2 separate regions of the Homo sapiens genome follow, and region 1 is linked to region 2. A link is a contact called in ENCODE Hi-C or POLR2A ChIA-PET data. All regions are on one chromosome and are shown on one strand. Each heading gives the region's core, a stretch centred on a gene start or an enhancer-like site at or near the end of the contact. The rest is flanking DNA. Distances are from core to core; before and after follow the strand shown. Region 1 overlaps SNX10 (sorting nexin 10). Region 2 holds the start of NFE2L3 (NFE2 like bZIP transcription factor 3).

Region 1 (2,700 bases), core at 124-2,623, 180 kb before region 2:
GAAAGGAGCATTTAAGGGGGAAATGGAACATTCTTGTTTACTGATACAGAGTTTCACTTCTGTGAATGAAAAAGATCTAGAGATCTATTGTACAACAATGTGAATACACTTAACGCTACTGAAGTGTACATTTAAAAAGTGGTAAGGTCTATACACTAGTATGGTGTAGACCATGTGAAAAAAATAATAAAAATGGGTAAGATTGCAAATTTCATGTGTTTCTTACCACAATTAAAAATAAAGTTTTTGAAAGAAGGTCAATAATCTACTTAAATGTTTCATCTTGCTATTAACAGAAGTGCAAATAAAAACAAGTACCATATTTTTTTCTTTAAAATTAGAAATTTCTGTAATAATATCCACTGCTGGCAAGGATCATGAGAAATGGGAACTAAATACTGTTGGTAGGAATGTGAGCTATTTCAATATTTCTGAAAGATAATTTGGCCATATATTTCAAAAGCAACAATATAAATTGTTTATATTCTTTAACTCGATAATTTGACCTCTGGGAACTCAATCTAAAAAAATATCAGTGCTACATGTGCAAAATATTTGTACAGGAAAGAATGTTCAAAATGCAGTGTTTTTAAGAAACAATCAAAGAAAATGGAAACCTAAACGTCCATAAGCGGAGTAGAAAAAAAATGAATTATGTTCCATCTGCATGACAGACTACCTCATAGCCATTATAAATTGTTATAAAAGAATATTAAATGATCGGGGCTGTTCAAACAGTATTGTTGATTTTTTGTTGTTATTTTTTGAGACAGTCTCGCTCTGTCACCCAGGCTGGAGTGCGGTGGCACAATCTCAGCTCACTGCAACCTCCGCCTCCTGGGTTCAAGGGATTTTCGTGCCTCAGCCTCCCCGGTAGGTGGGACTACAGGTGTGCACACCAAGCCCGGCTAATTTTTTTGTATTTTTAGTAGAGACGGGGTTTCACCATGTTGGCCAGGCTGGTCTTGAACTCCTGACCTCAAGTCATCCACTCACTTCAGCCTCTCAAAGTGTAGGGATTACAGGCGTGAGCCACTATGCCCGGCCTCAAACAGTATTATTAAGTGATTTTTTAAAAGCACTTTTTTTTTTTTTTACATATTTACTTAAGAACTGGAGCTTATGCACAATAAAATTAAGAATTAACAGTAGTCATTTCTAAGTGGTAGGATTATGACTGATTTTTACTTCCTTTTTTTCTGTATTTCGCCAAAAGATTACAGTGCATTTGTTAAAGTTTAAGAACAAAACATGTTTTTTAAAAGAAAGTAAAACCTAATGTGCTCAGTTACTTTTATTATTCCCTCCCCACAAAAAACAAACAGCAGTCAAGTTAATTTCACTCTGTGTTTCACTTCCTCCCACAATGTTCAGCTATTTTTCTATTTAAATAAAAAAAATCACTGACTCCTTACTTTCATCTCTTAAGAATATTCCAGGCCGGGCGCGGTGGCTCACGCCTGTAATCCCAGCACTTTGGGAGGCCGAGGCGGGCGGATCACGAGGTCAGGAGATCGAGACCACGGTGAAACCCCGTCTCTACTAAAAATACAAAAAATTAGCCGGGCGCAGTGGCGGGCGCCTGTAGTCCCAGCTACTCGGGAGGCTGAGGCAGGAGAATGGCGTGAACCCGGAAGGCGGAGCTTGCAGTGAGCGGAGATCGCGCCACAGCACTCCCGCCTGGGCGACAGAACGAGACTCCGTCTCAAAAAAAAAAAAAAAAAAAAAAAAAAGAATATTCCATCTGCGAGGTTATTTTAAATTCAATGTTTAGTTCTGTGCCAAGTTTTCCCGTATCTGCTCTCAATACTACCTATGCCCTTGGCTCTGCACTGGACACATCTGTGGTGGTGCCAGGGCCCTCCCAGATCTGCTGGGGAAGAGCCTACCAAGGTCCTGCTCCTAGGGCAGATCTACAGGCGGCTGGCTGTCATGACCCTCCCCAGACACAGTAGGGAGGATCAGGGATGGATGTCTGACTCGAAAGAAGTCAGTCCACAGGCTAGAGGGTACCTAGGGCACAGCCTGGCACAAAAAGAAGAAAGGGCTGGGCAATGGCTCCCTCCTCGTACTTGAACCTAGGAAATATTACTACATTTGGTGGTTCTTTAAGAATGGAGGCTGGAAAGTGATGAAAGAGAAACTGGAGAGATAATGACATCACAGCTGGGGTTCTGAGGGACCAGAGGTTCTTGTGTTATACCCGTATAACACAAGTATATATGAGCCATGATGTAGATAAAAGACACTAAAGGCCACAGAAATTGGCCACCAGACAAGCTGAATCACAGGAGCCAGCTTCGGTTGCTGAAGTGTGCAGGCCTGCCTGGGGCCACTTTCCCAGTGGCTTCCGTGTCCAGCATCTCTGAGGTTCCCTGTGCACAGTGTCCTTAACATAAGCATCCCTTTACTCAAGGTGGCTTGAAGGTGACCCCAGTTTGGGCAATCAAAGGAACTCAAACAAAAAGAAAAAGAAATTAGAGCTGCACCAAAACATGAAAGCTGGGCTGAAGGCAGGCAGCCGTACGCTTTTGGGGAGGGCCTGCAGAGCAAGCAGAACCATCTGCAAACCAGGCCCAAATTGTCTCCCTCAGTCCCAGATTAGAACTAGAAAAGGCAAACCAAGATGGAAAAACAGCAGAACTCTGATATTCAGTTAAAGTTAGAAACACAAATAAAATTGCATTTAAGTTTTTCCAC
Region 2 (2,769 bases), core at 139-2,638:
CCCTGACCATGGCTCCTTAATCCAGGGAAGCAGCAAAAACGAACAGCAATTGGGCTGAAAACAGGGCGAAGGTCCTTGCGTTAGGCCGGGAGAGTCGTTCTTAAAAACATGCATCCTCCCAGAGGTCACGGCCTCCTTCACATCGTCCAGGTCGGGCACGGGTCCCAGAGAACGACACCCCAGTGTACATGAGGTACTGAGCGAAGACAGTGGGCATTGCTTCTCCCCTCCCCATCCCCGAACTACTCTTGCCAGCCATCACACACAAGGAAAGGTATTCTCTATAACCAAACGGATGATTTCGTCCACTTCTTCCTTAAACACCTAAAAACCACAGCGACAGCACTAGTAGCCCTTCATTCGGAATCAGAGCAGCAGCATCTGCGAACCTGCAAAGACCAGGGGCTAAGGGTGCCAGGACACAGCGAGAGTGGCCCCTGCTCAGATCCGACACAAGCCTCGGGGGCTCCCGGCGGCGTAGACGCCGCACTTCGCTCGCTTCCCGCTCTGCACCTACCTCGCTCGCACATCCGCCAGCGTCCGGCACCTGAGCCGTCGGTTCCGCGGGTGCCTTCTCCTCTTCCCCGGCGTCCAAGGGGCCACTCCGAGCCGCTCGGGGGTCCCCGCCGCCCCCCTGCACAGCCTGGCTGCCGCCGTCCACGCTGGCGCCGGCTCCTCCGGTGGACGAGGCGGCGGCGGCGCCGAGCAGCCCGTGGGCCTCGTCCGCGCTCCCGGCAGCCACGCTGTGCACCAGCCATGCATCCACGCTGGTGCGAGGGACGAAGGGGACCCCGAGCGCGCGCACCTCCCGGAGCAGCTGGCCCTCGGGCGGCGCGGCAGGGTCCAGCTCCCGGCCCTTGGGGTGCAAGTGGCCCGCGCGCCCCCACCCTCCCGAGGCCGAGAAGGGGCTGAGCGCGTAGGCGGAGCTGGCCGGGCCGCCCAGGAACAGCAGCTCGTCCTGCAGCAGGGTGGGCGGCGGCAGCAGCAGGTAAAGATCTAGGTCTACGCGGAGCCCCGCCAAGCTCAGCAGGAGGGTGAGGTGCAGGAGGCCGCCGCCGGCCGACCACCACCGCTTCAGGTGCTTCATCGCCGCCGCGCGCCCGGGAACGCCCCTGCCGGCGCCCGCGGGTCCCGGCGCCCCAGCCGCCGGGGTGACACGTGCGGACCCCGCGCGCCGCCCGCACCTGCCTGGAACCCAGATAAGCGAAACAATGGACCGGGGCGCGTGGCGGCCGTCGCGGGTTCCCAGCACCGGGCACAAAGGCGTTCCCTCGGCAGCCGGCACCGTGCCTGGCACCGCCGGGGATCGGGAGAAGCGAAGAAGGAGCCACCTGAGCGCCGAGCCCGTTCGCCCAGCCGCCCGCAGCCCGGCGCGGTGGCCAAGCTCCGCCCCCGGCCGCGGGCGCAGCCGACAGGAACACGCCCCCTGCCGCCCGGGGCCCGCGCCCGTGGGAGGGGCCGCACGGGGCGGGGCTCCCCGAGCTCAAAGCCTCTTTATGTCCGGGGAACGCAAGGCTTTCTGGGAGCAGAAGTTGTTCTGGGCACCAAGTGGCCCCTTGCCACCCTGTGGCCGTGAGCTGGGCCATCCTTGCTGAAAGCCAAGGGCGGGAGTTGGGGTGGAGGGCTAGGTGGTGGGTAGCTGGGTGGGAAGGGACAGGATGTGTAGACTGGGCGGAGAGTGACTGGGCAGCTACGAGGGGCCTGGCAGCTTGCAACGGGCTTCCACCCCAACGTGAGGACACTTGGCGGGCAGAGTGGGCAAGAGTAACCTCTCTGTCTCAGTTCCGCTATCTGTAAAATGGGGATCATAGAGCCTGTCAAACAGGGATGTGTTGAGGTCAGATGAAATATTTCGTGTAAAGTTCGGAGTTTCACATATAAATTCCACCGTTGCCATTGGGATCAGTCATCCCACCACTCCGCACACCCCAGTCCCAGCCTCACAGACCCCTCTCTCTTCTCTGGGCGTGCTCTGCATAGTGCTAGACCTCCTCTCGGTATCCTTTGCTCCTTATCCGTTGTTTCCTTGAGGGTTGACAGCACCAGCTCTACAGTTACCCTGAGTGAGTTCAAGTCCCCCCTCCACTTGAGGGGCGACCTTGGACAAATCTCTCCTTTTCTCTGTGCCTCAGTTTTCTCACTGTAAAATGAGACTAATAATAGCACCTCCCCAGCAGACCTTTTGTGAGCCCCAAATGAGATAATGCATGTAAACCACCGACCACAGCACTGCATGGGTAGGAAGTGCTCCCTGCTACCCATTGTTTGTGTTACTCACCCTCAAGGCTTAGCTCCAAAGCTACATCCTCTGAATTTTCACCAGTTGGCATTAATCTCTCCCCCATCTGTTGCACCGTGATTTCTCCGTTTGCCAACATTGTAACAGTTGGCCCATTCAACTCTGTGTTGTAGATGAGAATCGGTCTGATTTGCCCATTGTAAATTCTTGAGGACAAGGAACCTGTTTGGTTCACCTTTGTCCATGCACAGTACCCAGCACTGGGCCTTGCAAGGGTAGGTTTTACTAACCTTAGCTCCCTTCCTTGGAAGAAAAGGGGACAGGAGGGGATGCCCAACTGAGAATGGGCAGTTGTGTAAAAAGTTGAGCAAGACTTGTTTTAAAAGGCCCCTCCCTCCACCTGGCTTTCTCATCTCTCTCCTGGGCTAGTGTAGTAAGAAGAGAAAAGAATGGGGACCAGGGGAGCAGAAACAGGGGAGCAGAGGAAAGTTGCTTCCTCTGTGTTAAGCCTTGGAAGATGGGTTGGGGTG

Evidence for each region. Hi-C counts contacts between places; a loop is a spot of excess contacts on that map. ChIA-PET counts read pairs that join two places held with the same protein, here RNA polymerase II (POLR2A). Pooled maps may share reads with other maps.
Region 1: a loop to region 2 is called in a pooled map, with 4 times the contacts of the local background. The contact joins the enhancer-like site here to the promoter of NFE2L3 in region 2. A Hi-C loop is called at or near these places in 1 of 168 maps with a recorded cell type or tissue (PC-9), 6 of 37 single-sample maps with no recorded cell type and 5 of 50 pooled maps. POLR2A ChIA-PET finds 5 or more read pairs at or near these places in 5 of 52 experiments (B cell, CD4-positive, alpha-beta memory T cell, HepG2 and 2 more).

The regions. Positions count from the first base shown.
Region 1 is chr7:26,334,769-26,337,468 of GRCh38, reverse strand. All of the region lies in intron 1 of SNX10 (sorting nexin 10), which reads right to left. Among named protein-coding and RNA genes, the nearest start is that of SNX10, 44 kb to the right of the region's middle. RefSeq lists an enhancer at 1,521-2,036. Within about 2 kb of position 1,373, at least 3 of the 41 ENCODE cell types and tissues checked have a DNase peak (open chromatin) inside an H3K27ac peak, as active enhancers do; they include B cell, where a contact is called at or near this core.
Region 2 is chr7:26,150,817-26,153,585 of GRCh38, reverse strand. It overlaps NFE2L3 (NFE2 like bZIP transcription factor 3), which reads right to left and starts at 1,388. Exons shown (of 4, transcript NM_004289.7): 1 at 518-1,388. The coding sequence starts at 1,087. RefSeq lists enhancers at 300-489, 1-633, 634-1,428 and silencers at 610-679, 690-939, 1,050-1,119, 1,130-1,199, 1,220-1,599.